Linked DNA regions of Homo sapiens: region 2 is linked to region 1. A link is an interaction called in ENCODE POLR2A ChIA-PET data of the cell type or tissue named here. Cell type or tissue: GM12878. All regions are shown on one strand. Links, peaks and the distances in the headings refer to the core of each region. The heading gives the core; the rest is flanking DNA. Region 1 has its middle 17 kb from the start of KCNK1. Region 2 overlaps KCNK1 (potassium two pore domain channel subfamily K member 1).

Evidence for each region. Peaks named below come from ENCODE experiments on the same cell type or tissue, not always from the same donor. Only the 100,000 strongest peaks of a DNase experiment are listed, where the experiment ranks them.
Region 2: POLR2A ChIA-PET joins it to region 1 with 11 read pairs; 2 of 35 experiments call an interaction of 5 or more read pairs at or near these places.

The regions. Positions count from the first base shown.
Region 1 is chr1:233,593,600-233,601,032 of GRCh38, reverse strand. No RefSeq gene overlaps it. Among named protein-coding and RNA genes, the nearest start is that of KCNK1, 17 kb to the left of the region's middle. In GM12878, for the core only: no CTCF peak of the experiment used is centred there; DNase peaks (open chromatin) are centred at 1,127, 1,792 and 3,459; H3K4me3 peaks cover 1,414 bases; H3K27ac peaks cover 2,976 bases.
Region 2 is chr1:233,670,337-233,679,521 of GRCh38, reverse strand. It overlaps KCNK1 (potassium two pore domain channel subfamily K member 1), which reads right to left. Exons shown (of 3, transcript NM_002245.4): 3 at 7,008-8,251. The coding sequence ends at 7,992. Among named protein-coding and RNA genes, the nearest start is that of MIR4427, 51 kb to the right of the region's middle. RefSeq lists enhancers at 1-288, 1,437-2,059. In GM12878, for the core only: a CTCF peak has its summit at 3,314; a DNase peak (open chromatin) is centred at 3,441; H3K4me3 peaks cover 457 bases; H3K27ac peaks cover 1,080 bases.

The DNA of each region.
Region 1 (7,433 bases), core at 1-4,000:
TTAGTAGATACGAGGTTTCACCATATTGGCCAGGCTGGTCTCAAACTCATGACCTCGTGATCTGCCTGCCTCAGCCTCCCAAAGTGCTGGGATTACAGGCGTGAGCCACCGTGCTCAGCCCAGTTTTGCCATTTTCTGCAGCAGATGTCAGTTCTTTGAGTGACATGAAGATAGAGATTTGCTAGGTGAGGGGAAGAGTAAAGGAACTAGTGAATTGAAAGGCCTCTTTAAAAGGAGATTAGTTAAAATAATGGACCACAGTGTCTACACTGCATAGAGAAGGAAATAAAGGCAGTGAAGAGCTAATAAATCAGAAGGAAATGGAAGAATTACACAGCTGCTGGATTCCATGTGGTGGGAGACTGGTTATAGTTGGCAGATGGGAATGAAAGATGAAAAGAGAGGAAGCTGTAGTCGTAGGGGAGAAGACTTAGTTCAGAAGAGAGGGGTGAGTCCTGGGTTATGGCCATCTCTAGCAGTTAGCTATTGCCAAAGTGGAGGGAAGAAAGTCACTAGAGGGGCTGCAAGTCTAGTGTTCTGTTTATCCACGTTGAAGATGCATGACGAAGCCTGGACCGGGAGAGAGGAAGCCAACATGGCAAGAGCAGAAATCTTCAGGGTCTCAAGAATGAGTGGGAGGTTAGTGGATGATAGAGACAGTGGCTGAAAGAAGAAATACTGCGGTCAGAAGTGCCTGGCCAATTGAGGGTCCTTTTACTGAAGAAAGGAAGGGCAATTGTTTGAAAATTGATTCAGGGACTTTAGAAGGATGCGAATCCCATCTGCAGCCCTGAGGGGTAGTCAAATTAGCATCCTCCTCCAAGGGATGCCAGGACTATTCCAGGACAACCGAGCTTCAGGAAGGCAAAGAGGTAGAAGGTATTCTGTGTAGGCGTAGGTGCAGAAGTAGGTGAAATGGATTTGACTAAAGGGTCCCAGAGGGTACATGGAAAACTTTTCATAGGAGAGGAGCCATGGGAACTCTAGTTACAGGAAGCCCAGAAGAAACTGCAGGTGGGAGCAGAGGAGAGGAAGGATACATGGAGAGTTTACATTTTGCAAGGTGAGCAAGACAGAGAAATGCTGCCGCACAGAATGAACTGGTCTCGAGGTTTCAAAGTCAACTGTGGTAGCTTGAATGAAGTGCAGCTGAGGCTCAAGGTTGAGTGGCCCTGGCCACGGTCCACCTGGCTAGCAGGCAGTGTCTTCTGCTAACCCATCCGGTGTCCTCTACCCCCTCACCTAGTCTTCCCCCAGGCCCCACTGGATGCAAGAACAGGGTCATTTTCAACTTCAGGAATAATGTCACCGTAAACCAAACACCAACCTTGGCTGGTCTTTGTTACTATTCCCTTAATGCAGGCTGCACACTAGAAATTTTCATTCTAGATGTCCCAGTCACTTAATTTCAGAGCACTTATTTTTCTTTTAAATACTTTCACTTTTCTCTTTGCCTTTTTTCTTAAATGACTTCACTTTTATTTCATGCTTTAAAGTTTGTAGATCATTTCCATGAAATAATTCATTAGACAAATTCATTATTGTAATTTCATTACAATAACTAAGCAGGCCAGGCAGCATTATTCAATTTCCACAGATGAGTAAACTCAGACTTTGGGAAATCGTTTTTCAAGGGCATCTTTAGTTCAATGCTCTTTGGTTGTCACGAAGGGCCTGTCCTTTGAACTGCAAAGTCACAGCACATACTGACAGAGTTACTCTGAAACATGCAAAACGATTATGATGCCGTTGTGTGATATATTTAAAAATGAAACCTAAGAGTTTAGTAATAATAGCTTCCTGTTACTATTACTTTGTCATCTCTCAAGGACTTTTAAATCACTGAGAAATATATTTGTTCTTTTCTGAAAACCACATGAATGCAGATGACAGCGACAGATAATCAATCACGAGAATGATAAAGTGTGGTGGCTGCGCTGGAAACAATGAGTACGTTTAAAATCTGTTTAAGGTGACAGTTGTCTCTGAAAAATAGGAGTTGATGGGCCTCAGCCAGTGCTTCTAAGATTTTTATCATTCTGAGAGAGTAACTGCCTTTTCAATCCAGATTTTAAAAAGTCAGAAACTTCCTGAATGAGCAACTCTTAGAATGAACTTGGCACTTAACATGTTTGGAGATCTGGGAAGAAGGAAGGTTTTCATGGTTGTTTTCAATCTTATCTAAACATACTTGGCCAGAATTATAAGAAGTAAAAATACCCAAAGTGTTCATCCCTTAAAGCAAAACAGATGTCAATTAGGGATGCAGCATATACATTGTGATCAACTTGTAATGACCCCAAATCTTTATTGGGCTTTTTAGTAAGTATTTTGTATTTTACAGTATTCACCTGACTCATGATATTGTTGTTTTTGTAGGTAGGATGATGGTCTACCTGCAATTACATGGTTCAAAGTAATGTTTATCTAAAATATAAGACAGTTAAAGCTCATTCTTTGATACTCACTCCTCTATGCTACCTGAAAAATATCTTCAGTTCTCCTTCTCAATTTTTTATTCTTTTTTCAAGATAGGTAATCTGTAAGGCTCATACAAACACACATCAAAGATCTGCACCTGGACTCTTTTTTTTTTTTGAGATGGAGTTTCTCTCTTGTCTCCCAGGCTGGAGTGCAATGGCATGATCTAGGCTCACTGCAACCTCAGCCTCCTAGGTTCAAGCAATTCTCCTGCCTAAGCCTCCTCAGGAGCTAGTATTACAGGTGCATCACCATGCCCGGCTAACTTTTGTATTTTTAGTAGAGACGGGGGTTTCACCATGTTGGCCAGGCTGGTCTCGAACTCCTGACCTCAGGTGATATGCCTGCCTCGGCCTTCCAAAGTGCTGGGATTACAGGTGTGAGCCAACGTGCCCAGCCTGCACCTGGACTCTTGATCCTTTGGCTGACATTCCTCTCCACATCTAGATCACACTCCACAGCTCATTTCCTAGAGGAAACCTGTCATCCAGAGAGAAGGGAGAAAACAATTAAGAGACCTAAAAACCTGCCCAAGAAATTCTTAAATCCAGCTATAATCAACTAACACATTATTGCTTTATATTTATTCATCAGCCATAGTCATTTAAGTGTTAAATAAACAATGCAAACTCTGTCCTCTCCTTTAGTTACTTTTTATAGAGTTAAGGGGAACAAGAATAAAATACTCTTCTCCTCCCACCACCACCACCCCAGCATCATATCATACCCAGCTTGAGGGATTTCTTTACATAATCTGAAATGCTATAAATATATACTGTGGTTAGCTGATTCACATAACAAAAAAAAATGATTAAACATGTGTTATGCATCAGGAGACTGATGAAATATCACCATGGAAACTTTGATGCTGAGTTTATACGTGTAAAATTTTCACTTGCAAGATTACAGTTGCAAGTATCTTTGCCCAGATAATTGGGCTTCTTCATCAGAAGCAGGGAATCACCTTCCCATTTTACTAACCACCTACCTTGAACATTAGTCTAAATTGTCAGTATGATTTGTCATTTTTTTCACAGCTGAAGTGACAATAACAATCGTCCTCACATCTGTATTTTTCTATAAAGTTAACAGAGATAATTCACATGAAAGCATGATTATTTGGCCAATATGCATCACCTCAATGCGTGTTATAGTGTTCCTAACAGTGGTTTTATATCTTTCTATCTGTATATATATATATCTCCATTCTTCACCCCAGAATAGTGTACATTCAAGATTTCCAGCAGATTTTGGCATTCCACTTTTGACAATCGATTGACGATTTTCTTTTAAAGAATTTAAATGATGATATGAGGAAAGGAAGACAGGAGACCTGAAGTCAAAATCTCATCAGCCCATGATCAACAAACTCATCTAGTACAGATATTTACATGGGTTGTGCTTTATAATCAACCAACTGACAGAGATTACAACATCTCTGTCATGAGAAGCTTACAAAGAATGCATTATAAGAGTAATATCATTTTCTCCAAATGTTTTAGAAACATTAACAATAAACAGAAATACAACCAATAGGATTTGTAGTTTTTCATATAAGATAATAGCATATTTATGTATGTACAAATATCCTGTATTAAGCGTTAATAAAGTCCTTTATATAACTTAGATATGTATATATATGCATACCTACCTACATCAGTGTCCTTTAATTACACTAATATTAAGCAGAATTCTTCTACTAAATATTTAATGCCAACCAACCACAATCTATTGCATTAAAGTGCATTTGTCCTAAACATGATTTTAATTCATTCTGCAATAATAGTCATATCACTATTATCTATAAACTCCTGTCTGAATTTGTCAAGTCCACAGAAATTTTTAAATAAATGTTATATAGGAACTGGATTTAGACAACCCATGGTTATTATGTGTAAACGTCCTGTTGTGGAAATCTGATAGAAATATAAACAGTGAAAAAGAAAGAAATGACAGCTAGGTCACTACCAAACTGAGTTGAAATTCAGCCAGGCAATTTACTAAATTCAGTCTGTTTTTTATTGTTGTCCTCTTGCTGTCCATTTCAAATTGATTAAATATTTCTTTGAATCCTATACAAATTTTCATTAAAGATACAGTCATAAATAAGAAGCTTACTAATATCTGCTCAGTTTCCAAGTTTTAGCCTGCATTCCACCCTCCCCACAAAAGTTCATTATAGAAAGCTTCTAAAACACAAGAGAAGCCAGGCATGTGGGTTGCACCTGTCACCCCAGCACTTTGGGAGGCTTAGGAGGGAGGTTCACTTGAGGCCAGGAGTTCAAGACCAGCCTGGGAAACAAAGCAAGACCTTGTCTTTGAAATAAATAAATTTTGAAAATGCAAAATAAAACAGAAGACACATGAATACAGAACTGATTAAGGAGCACAAATATATTTCAGCTACATTAAAGATTGTATATAAGTGTATACAGTTATTAGCTTTTTGACAAAGGAGCCAAAGCAATCCAATGGAAAAATAAAGTACTACTAAACAAATGGTACTGAAATATCTAGATATCCTTTTTTTTTTTTTTTTGAGGCAGAGTCTTGCTCTATCACCCAGGCTGGAGTGCAGAGGCATGATCTCAGCTCACTGCAACCTCCGCCTCCCCTCCCAGGTTCAAGCGACTCTCCTGACTCAGCCTCCTGAGTAGCTGGGATTACAGGTGCGTGCCACCATGCCTGACTAATTTTTTGTATTTTTAGTAGAGGCGAGGTTTCAACATGTTGGCCAGGCTGGTCTCAAACTCCTGACCTCGTGATCCCCCCACCACGGCCTCCCAAAGTGCTGGGATTACAGGTGTGAGCCGCAGCGCCCGGCCAATATCCATATTTTTAAAAATGAAGCTCAGTCCGGGTGCGGTGGCTCACGCCTGTAATCCCAATACTTTGGGAGGCTGAGGTGGGTGGATCACGAGGTCAGCAGATCAATACCCTCCTGGCTAACACGGTGAAACCCCGCTCTACTAAAAATACAAAAAAATTAGCTGGGCATGGTGGCAGGCACCTGTCGTCCCAGCTACTCGGGAGGCTGAGGCAGGAGACTGGTGAGATCACGCCACTGCACTCCAGCCTGGGCGACAGAGCAAGACTCTATTTCAAAAAAAAAAAAGAAACTCAACCTCTATCTCTCACCATATACAAAAATAGATTTGAGGTAGATGATATGCCTAAATATAAAAGCTAAAATCATAATGCTTTCAAAGGAAAAGAGGAGAGTCTCTTCATTACTTGCTGTGATCTTTAATTGTATGGATCCACTTGGCTAGGCCACAGTATCTTACCCAGATATTTGGTCAAACACTAGTCTAGATGTTGTTGTGAAGGTATTTTGAGATGAGGTTAAGATTTAAAGCAGTAGACTTTGAGTAAAGCAGATACCCTCCATAATGTGGTAGACCTCATTCAATCAGTTAAAGATCAGTTAAAGGCCTTTAGAATAAAAGATTGAGGTCCGCTGAAGAAGAAATAATTCTACCATTGGACTTGAGCTGCATCAACCCTTCCTTGGGTCTCCAGCCTGCTGGTCTACCCTGCAGATTTTTGTACTTGCCAACCTCTACAATCTTGAAAGCCAATCCCTTAAAATCTCTCTCTTTCTCCCTCTATATGTGTGTGTATATATATACACACACATAATATATATGTATAGGTATTTATGTATATATACACATAATATATGTATGTATTTATGTATATATATACATAATATATGTATATGTATCATGTATATATACACATAATATATGTATATGTATTTATGTATATATACACATAATATATGTATATGTATTATGTATATAATATAATTTATGTATATAATATATGCATATGTATTTATGTATATATACATAATGTATATGCATATGTATTTATGTATATATACATAATGTATATGCATATGTATTTATGTATATATACATAATGTATATGCATATGTATTTATGTATATATACATAATGTATATGCATATGTATTTATGTATATATACATAATGTATATGCATATGTATTTATGTATATATACATAATGTATATGCATATGTATTTATGTATATATACATAATATATATGCATATGTATTTATGTGTATATATACATAATATATATGTATATGTATTATGTATATATATACACAATATATATATACACACACATAAAATGTGTCCCACCAAAGCATAGAAAGAGAGGTAAGAAGTCGTAACGTGTCTGTTGCATTTCATGAATGAATGAATGAATGAAAGAGTAAATGAATTCTGACTAAGAGAGATTTATTTATAAACACAGTACCATTTACATTAGAACCAACAAGAATGAAGTACTTAGAAACAAATTAAACAACATATATATATACACACACGCACGCATACACACACGTGCACATATACGCACACACACACCCTATTTGTTCTGTTTCTCTGGAGAATCTAGATAATACATTCAGGGATAGACAAAAGTTTCCTAGGTCATAGAAAGCAATAACCATAAAATAAAAGTAAAAACTAAAAAAATTTAAAATTATACTTCATAAAAATTAAAACTTTTGTTCATCAAAAGCCACTGTGTAAGAAACTATGAAAGCTACCACTGTTAAGAAGCTAGGCAAGCTATCGATAAGGGTAAAATGTTCACAAGATGTAATATCTGGCAAAGAACCGACATCTAAATACGTAAAGAAATCCCACGAATCAATAATAAAATAACAACCCAATAAAAACATCCAAATGATTGTAGCAGACATTTCACAAAAGAAGATGTACAGATAGCCAATAAGCACAGAAAAAATGTTCAATATCATTAGTCATCAAGAAAATGCAAATTACAACTATAATGAGCTATCACTTGACGCCCACCAGAATAGCTAAAATTAAGAAGACCCACATGTTGGCAAGAACCTAAAGCAAACATTGTTGGTGGAACTTTAAAATGGCACAACCACTTTGGAAAAAG
Region 2 (9,185 bases), core at 1,016-5,015, 77 kb before region 1:
AAAGCTCCCTTCTTTTAACACTTGAGCTCTAACACTTTTAGACAACGCTTAGATTTACCTGTTTCCAGAAGAACTAAGCTCCCTTTAGAAACCATTTAATTCCATTGTCGTAGAACAGATGGGGGTATAGCGCTTAACGCGGACCCCTTCACGGCCTCCACCAGCTGACTAGGGGCTCCATGGCTGATCTGAGAGGTCTGGAAATATATAGCCACATGCAAAGGAACTGGGAGCGACAGCCCATAACTTAAGTGTGCAAATGGTGTAATATTACATTGAATTGTTTGCACAGAGATTCTATTTACCCATAAAGATAATGATTCACTGTTATTTATAGTTGTCTCAGAATACTGATTTTTAGTCATTGCTTAGAATTAAAAAAATTTAATAAGCCCAGGCTTTTAAATGAATGTAGTAGCTTAAATTGAATTTTTTAGAATGTTCCTTAAAAAGTGTTCACTTATTCAATGAACTCTACATTCTTTCTCTAGCCTCATTGATTGCATCTTTTTCTTTTTCCTTGGTTCACAGGTATAATTGTCAGGAAAATCATATTCACATCCATCTCTTCTCAGTGGGTTGTTTGTTTTAATTATTTTTTTTTCAGAGACGGGGTCTTGCTTTGTTGTCCAGGCTGGAGTGCAATGGCATGATCATAGCTCATTTCCACCTTGAATTCCTGGGCTTACGCGATCTTCCTGTCTCAGCCTCCCAATTAGTTGGGACTACCTGTACATGTAACTATGCTGGGTCAATTTTTTTTAATTTATGGGGTTATTTTATTGTTGTTTGAGACAAAGTCTTGCCCTGTTGCTCAGGCTAGAGTGCAGGGGCACCATTACGGCTCACTGTAGACTTGACCTTCTGGGTTCAAGTGGTCCTCCCACCTCAGCCTCCTGAGTGTGCACCACCACAGCCAGCTATTTTTAATATTGTTCGTAAAGATGGGGTCTTGCCATTCTCAGTGGATTTCACTGGGTCTGAGTGGCATCTTGCAACTGGACTTTTTACATATTATGTATGAAGGGAAATAAATACACAGGATGCTCTCATTTTACAACTTGGGTGAAAAGCTATTTCATAATCACTCGGCCAGATATTCTGCGTAACACTCATAAAATACTTCTCCTCTTTTTACCTTAGATATAGCCATGGAACCTTGAAATCTACAGACGTAAGTAACACAGATGATCAGCTGGAAAGAAAACAAATGTGAGTGCAGTGATTAGTCTCTTTAAGACCCTCCATAGTGACCGGAGAAGTGTTCCAGGTGGCACAGCTAGGTTTCCACATTGACCCACTGTGCTTGTCGTCCTTCTCCAGCCAGTGCCCCTTTTGGAGGGAGTCACCAACAGAAATGTGTGCTGTCAATGTCTGGCTATGCCCATGCCCTGGGCTCTGCTTCACTCTCCCAAGACAGGGGTCCCTGGGGCAGCCTGATCTCCTTTTCAGTTCCCCAAAATCTGAGGGAAAAATGATAGACTGTGACAAAAAGGCAATCTATTATTTTACTTTTTAATAGAGTTCTGCCAGCTCTAGCATGTGCCATAAATTACAGTGACCTTTAAAATCTCGCTTGGTCACTGCTGAATGGGTGAGAATAGGCTTGGTTCCAGTTTTTAAGGTCACACTGTCCTAATTTGCAATGCATCACACCATGTACTAAGTTGGTAACAACCGCTTAGAGGAAAGCTTTCGTTATGCAAGGGAGAACATCAAAAAGGGCACTTATCCCAAATGAATGCAGCAATTTAAACCAAAGATGTTTACGCAGGGCAAGAACAAAGTAAGGCAGGAGTTTGGGGTCAACTAGGCTGATGTCTTTGAACACCCATGAGCTCACTGGAAGGTCTGAATATCTGGTGGCCGATGGGCTCGGGGTGTCTCGTCATTGCTTAGAAGCGAAAATTAAATGCTGAGTTATGTGGGTGAAAATATGTATGTTTGCAATTACACATGGAATGTAAACCAAAGATACAATTCTAAGCCCCCTAACCACTAAATGGATCCCTCCTCTCAGCCAAGGGCATTCCAAAGTTAACCTGAAACACTAGTTCAGGCTGTGATGGAAATGAGTGGGTGGACATGCCTCCATGGAAGGAATTCAGACACAACTGACCAGCATGAACATTCAAACAGAGACCTTAAGTCTAACAAAACAGACTCTTTGTAGCAATAAGATGCTGATATGACAGCAGGCCCTGAAAGCAATAGAAATACTTTACCCCAAAATATATTTCTTTGATATATTTTGAAATGGCCCTGCAAAGCTGTCTCTTGTGGGGAAAATCTACATTTTATAGAGAATCCTCTTCTCTTTCTGGGTATTTTTTCTGATCTAGGAGAGAATTAACTAAGTCTGGCACCTTTTTAAGTCTAATAGGAAACCATTTACAAGCTATTCTCTCGGAAGCCTGCTACCTGGAGACTTTATCTGCAAAATAAGAACCTTGGTCTCCTTCACCCCTTATTTTAAACCAAACACACCCTCCTATTGACTCTGGGTCTTTAGATAAACTCTTTCAACTCATTACCAATCAGAAAAATCTTTGAATTCACCTATGACCTGGGAGCCCGCCCATCTTGAGTTGTCCTCCCTTTCCAGACCAAACGAATGTATATCTTACATGTATTGGTTGATGTCTTATGTCTCCCTAAAACATATAAAAGCAAGCTGCAGCCCAACCACCTTGGACACATGTCATCAGGACCTCCTGAGGCTGTGTCACAGGCACGTCCTTAACCTTGACAAAATAAACTTCTGCATTGATTGAACCTGTGTCAGATACTTTTTGGCTTACAGTCATTTATATAAATAATAAAACCAAGAGGATGAAAAAGACTCTCAAAACTAAGCTAAATTCTTCACCTAAAATAAATAATATAGACATTTATTTATGCAAGATTTTAGCAGTAGTGTCATCTTCATATGTAGACAGCAAGTTACTTCATGGTGGAAGATAAGATGTTTAGCCTGAGGGAATTTTCTAAGCAAAGAGAATTACCACTTAAAAAGGAAACATCTTAAAGCAAATTTTAACCATTTTGCATGGAAATACTATTCACTTACTTTATGTCTGTAAACATCATTTAATGTTGTCATGAAAATTGTGTTAATAACATTTCATTATGAAAATAATGAAAATCTTATCACAGTAGTGAAATCATTATGAAAATAATGAAAATCCATTTTTTTTCCGCAAGTTAAGTATTCATACTTTGTAATCATACTGACCCGAGTATGTTCTGTCATTGGCTTAAAATGTGGGTTTTCCACATTGGTAAAAATTTGCTAGGCCACCTGTGTGTGGTTTGTGGCTCTGAGTACACTGTGGCGCCCCCTTTGAGAGCAGCATGTTAGCTGCCATGAGGCTCCAGACTTAGTCAAAAATTGCTTTCAGTAAGACAGGTGGTCATGTCTCTAGAGGGTGTGACCATTTCTCCTTCTCAGTATAAAATAGAGTGGTCAGACTGTTCTACGCAGATGCTGAGTGCCACAGGATGCTAAGGGAATGGTGCAAGTGCTGTGGATGCTTTTACAGAAACTGAGAGACTGCTTACTATTTTAAGGCCGCCTAAGTGATTGCACAGTAATTATTGCCAAGTTGCATATGGAGACTTTTAAATTCTTTAATTGTGTCACCACAAATTGTAACGTCATTTATGTTGACACAAAATTTGGGTAGCAATTGTTAAAATAATTGAGAGGCCATTAGGCTGAGATGGCCTCAGAGCCCTTTGTTTCCTAGGTGAACAAATCCAGCCAAGCCCAATTCAACATAAACAGTTAAACAAACAAACAAAAAACCTTTACCAGTCAGAAACCACCAACAAGCCCAGGGATTTTCCAGTAGATCATATTCAATTAAGACAAATACGTAGCTGTAGCCAATCAAGCAATTGCTTTGCTTTGCTTGCATGTTCCGCCTATAAAACCCCACACCTCTTGCTGCTACAGTGAAATTCTCTGAACCTCTTCAGGCTTTGAATGCTGTCCAGTTCATGAATCCTTTAATTTCAAATAAACTCTGTTGAATTAATTTGTCTTAAATTTGCCTTTTAATACAACTCTCTCCTTTATTTTCTGTGGGTTGGAAAAACAGAGTAATAATTTTGTTAGAACTGTGTGCAAAGTAAGTATGTGTATGCCATGAGTGAAGCAAAGAGAGGGCTTACTTCTTTTTAAATGTGCTTTCCTACCAGGGCATGAAAAATACTTTAAAAAGCATTTTTATTTACTTCTGGGTCCTTTACTGCACTCCAAAAAGCTGAGTTTGCCTGACAGTACATATTAGATAAGAGAGATGTTAGGAAAATTGACTTCAGCAATTTTACATCTTGCCTCACACAAAAGGCTTTGATGCACCAAATTTCCACAATGTAAGACCCTTGCAAAATAAAAAAAAAAGTCACAATAGGAAAATCTCAAACATGCTACAGAGACAGATTTAAAAAGTTACTTGGCATAGTCAAATAAAGTAAATGGTATACTGTCTCATTTCAATTTCAACTATAAGTTGCTAAGAAACTTTTGTTTCTAAATTTGCCATATATACATTGCTGAAACTACATCCTAAAGGGACTGCCTTCCTAAATTGAGGATATCAGTATTTATCACAGCTCTTCCCAGCATGGAGGCTTTAACAACAACAAATACCAAAATAAATGTATTATGCCAGACAATCAGGAGGCTCTGCTCTCACTGAATTCTGAATAAGAGACAGATAATACTGTTCTAATTCTCCAACATGTGCTTCTGCCAATTTAAAACTTTTCTTCTTTGAAACAAATAGCTGTTTTTAGTAAGAGGTCAGTGTACTTTAAAGAGTTAAGAAGGTTTTGCATTGCCTATTTCCGTTATCTTGAGGTCTCCAGATTTGTAAATATCTCCTCATTCATTTTCCAAAAGGCCCATAAAGCTGGTTTGGAGAAAGTATGAGTGTGATTTTTTTCTCAGGTAAAAAAAAAAGTGACCCCATGTCAGTAATCTAAACATTACTCGATTTTTTTTGAAGTCAGACCAAATTTCTGTCTTCAGAAAATGTTTCTTTTTTCTCCCACTTGTCTTCTTCAACTTTTGAACAAATACTTTCAAAATATCTTGGTGGCATGACTACTATAGAAAGAAACCAGTGTCATAAATGGAGTGATCTGGGCTAAACTTTATCTGTCCTGGGAATCTTTTACATGATTCATTTAGAGACTACTCCCACCCCTTGGTCTCTCTTCCCTTGGATTTCTGAGAGCTTAGGAACTCCCACTCTGAGATACTCTGTGTTCTCTCCTCACGTGGAGTGTATCTGCTACTTTGAAATCAACATCCCTACCAGACACGTGTCACATTTAAGTTCACGCACAGGACCATGTCCTGGAATGATAAGGCTTTCTGCTGCTGTTCTACCCTGAGGGCATTCCGCAGGCATCTTAGGAACTCAATCTTGAAGGCTCAAGCTAAGCAAGTGAGTTCAGCTTGTACTCATCACCCAGAATTCTCTAGTAGTCACTTTTACCTCCAACTTCCCACTCTCTCGCCTCCAACTAAAGGGTTCCCAAGGTCAGTTCTGGCTTAGCTACACTGTTCATCTTCCACCTCCTTGTCATGCCTGCAGCAAGCCGAATTTCTGTTCTCTGAGAGGCTGACCCAGAGCTCCTCCTGGGTGACCAAGCTCGCTTCTCCCTGGGGACCAAAGGGCAGCATCATCGGCCAAAGACAAAAAGAAACCCTGGGGAAGACATCCTCCCTTACTTTCCTGCCTGCTAGGGTGGGGGCCGAGGCAAAACTTGCTCCTACTTTTCTACTTTGCCCTTCACATTAACAACAATCTGAAGGGCATTAAGGTTTAATGTGTTCTCTGCGGATTCAAACGAGTTCCTAAAATTAAGTACTACACTCTATTACTTATTAATCACATCTGATTCAGAAGTTTTTCTTCACGTACTTCCTCATTTTCTGGACTTTGAACTTCCCTCTCATGTTAGAGCCAAGCAGCTGTAGCAAACTAGCCATTATTTTTTCCTGCATTGCATAAAATAGAATAACACTCTCCAAGTGTAATCCAGCTTCTGTGATTTATATTGATGAGCATCTCAGGACTCTGCTCCACACCAAGGCTTGTGACCATCGGAAATGTTGCAGATCCAGTTATGGCAGGATGCATGCCTCTATTCTCCAAGGATTCTCTATTCTACCCTTAACCAATGATCTGGCCTCATGACAGCAGTCTTCTATTGCAGGGACATGGTCAGCAGGGAGGAAATATGCTTACGGGGCAGCACACTTGGATTCCTCTAAAAATCATATACTATCCCTCTAAAATCACCTATATTTTTCCATCTCCCTGTCCTCTAATCAGTAAGATATTTAAGCATGTGAACCCCTATTGAGATATTGGACAATCACTCTGTAATTCTTTCTGTGTGCATGGTAGTTAATAAATGTGTATGCCTTTTCTCATTAATCTGCCTTTTTGTGAGTTGATTTTTCAGCAAATCTTCCGAAGGGTAAGGGGATGCTTTCCCTTTGCCCTGCAGTTGGTAATAATTTACTCATGGCAGCACATGGTACAGAAGGTAGAAGGTTACTGAGCGAGTGACCCACTGTCAGGAGACTGGCCCGCGATCAAAGTGCTTGGCTGGCTCATCAGAGGGCGCTGATTTTGCACTGATTTTTACCAGCCCCTCAACCACCAACTCCTGGGCAGCCACCCATGGGAGGTAAGGCTCCATTGCGGGGGTCAGTGGACATTCATTATCACACAGGGGCTTTCTCATTTTCTTTTCTAAAATCCTTAATATAATAGTATCCTGTGTACGTCATCTAAATGTGACCTTTATGTTTTCTATGAAGGACTATATATATATATATACGTATATATATATATATATATACACACATATATATATATATACATATGTATATATATACATACATATATATATGTATATACACACACATATGTATATATATTCTACATAGAGGCACACTTCTGATATATGAAAGCATAAGATTACAACCAGCTGTGATTTTTATTTATTTTAGCTTCTAAATTTAAAATTCTCAGATTAATGTAACATAATCTGTTCATTTAGGGATTCGTGTTTAAGTTCTATGCTTTAGTGCTAGGTGGCTGCAAATCACAATGTACTTTCAAAACAAAGTATCTTAACCTTTTAATAAATCCTTTTCATAACCTGTTCAATTCAAAAAAATGTTTATAAACATGTTAGACATCTGACACCATTCTATCGCAAGAGGGTAGAAACATTTATTGCAGCAGAATACTATGGTTATTCACTCTCAAGTTTATTATTCCCCTTATTTTATTGTAGCAACTCTGGATTCTTTAGTATAAAGAGAAATCAAAAGAAACAAAATATCTATAGTCTTAGTTTCAGAACTACACTAGGATCTGGTGACCTAAACCATATGTACAGAATATAAACATATTTATACTTTATATGTACATAGTTAATGGTTACCTATGCATTATAAATAGTAAGTTTAACTTAGATTCTACAAAAATAATCATTTTGGGTGGGTACATGCAAACCAGTACACATAAACCTATTTATAAAACACATCTCTATGCTTTTTTTTTTTGCTTCTAAATATAAATTTTGCTATTTAGCCATCAGCTAAATGATCTAAATGCAAACCCCAAAGTTTCCAGTTAAAAGTATAAAATCTGCTTCTAACCACAGCAGCATACTGCTTCAAGTATTCTCCTCCTATGTAAGGTCGAGATAATTTTGTCACATATGAATTTTAGGTGGACATCTCATTTCCTCACATATTAGACATCCTGCTGGGGTCACAGCTTCTTTGTTCCATTTGTCTTTTTTTGTTGTTTTTTAATAAGACATTGCAAACAGTAGCTATTTCTTAAAGTGACATAATTTTCGCTTTTGCATTCTGATAAAAATGAACATACTTAAGCCTCTTCCTTGCACCCTGACCCTGGTGCTCTAGCATAATGCAACAAATCCTACGCTCAATGGTTTGCAGGGCCATCCACGCAGGCAGATGACTGGGTGGCCACAAAAGGCTCATTTTGCTTCTGGTCCTCTTTCATGCCAGCTGCCTGGTCTGTGATCGAGGAGAAGGACAGTTGGTCATGCTCTATGATGTGCACCTGATCCTCGTCCTTGTCCTTCTTCACATAGAACATTTTTCTGAATTTTTTCAGCTCATGGAGTTCACAGAAGGTTTCCAGAACTACCAACATGGCAATAAGGCCAAGTAGCAGGTAACCTGTGTGAGAAACAGGACACTGTCTTAGTGTGATCTCAACATGGATAAATCAAGTAGCGAGTGATTTACCTCCCCACCTCATGCCAACACAGTGTTTGTTAAGGAATAAACTCATTGCCAGTTTCTTAATTTTTAGAAGTGTTTTTAAGTTCATGGTTCAAAGAGGAACTACCCATTATTAAAGAGTGAAAGACAATGAAGAATGATTTAACCTCCTATGAACTTGGATTAGTTAGAATCACAGGCTGCAATTTTTGAGAAAAAAAAAATACTTGGGGCTGATGTGGCATTATTAAAGACACATAACATACTGCACTTACCCAAGTGTGATATTTTATGCAAGGAGGGTTTGCCACCTCTGCTTTATAATCAGTGGCTCACAAAAAGCCAGTGATGTTTTAGAAAAGTTTTTGTTTTATCATGGGGTGCTCGGAAGATTTTAAGCACTCAATACTCTTACAATTTCTATTATAGAATAAGAGTTTATAATAGAAATTGCAGTCTTAAATGCTATGGTTTGGCTGTGTCCCCACCCAAATCTCATCTTGAATTCCCATGTGTTGTTGGAGGGACCTGGTGGGAGGTAGTTGAATCATGGGGGTAAGTCTTTCCCCTGCTGTTCTCATGATAGTGAATAAGTCTCACGAGATCTGATGGTTTTAAAAAGAGGACTTCCCCTGCACACATTCTCTCTCTCTTTGCCTGCTGCCATCCATGTAAGATGTGACTTCCTCCTCCTTGCCTTCCACCATGATTGTGAGGCTTCCCTAGCCACATGGAACTGTAAGTCCAATTAAACCTCTTTCTTTTGTAAATTGTCCAGTCTCGGGTATGTCTTTATCAGCAGTGTGAAAACAGACTAATACACTAAACTAAATCAAAAATTTAAGAATGTATGTTGATATTAAATAGGTCCTTGTGCATGGCTATCTAC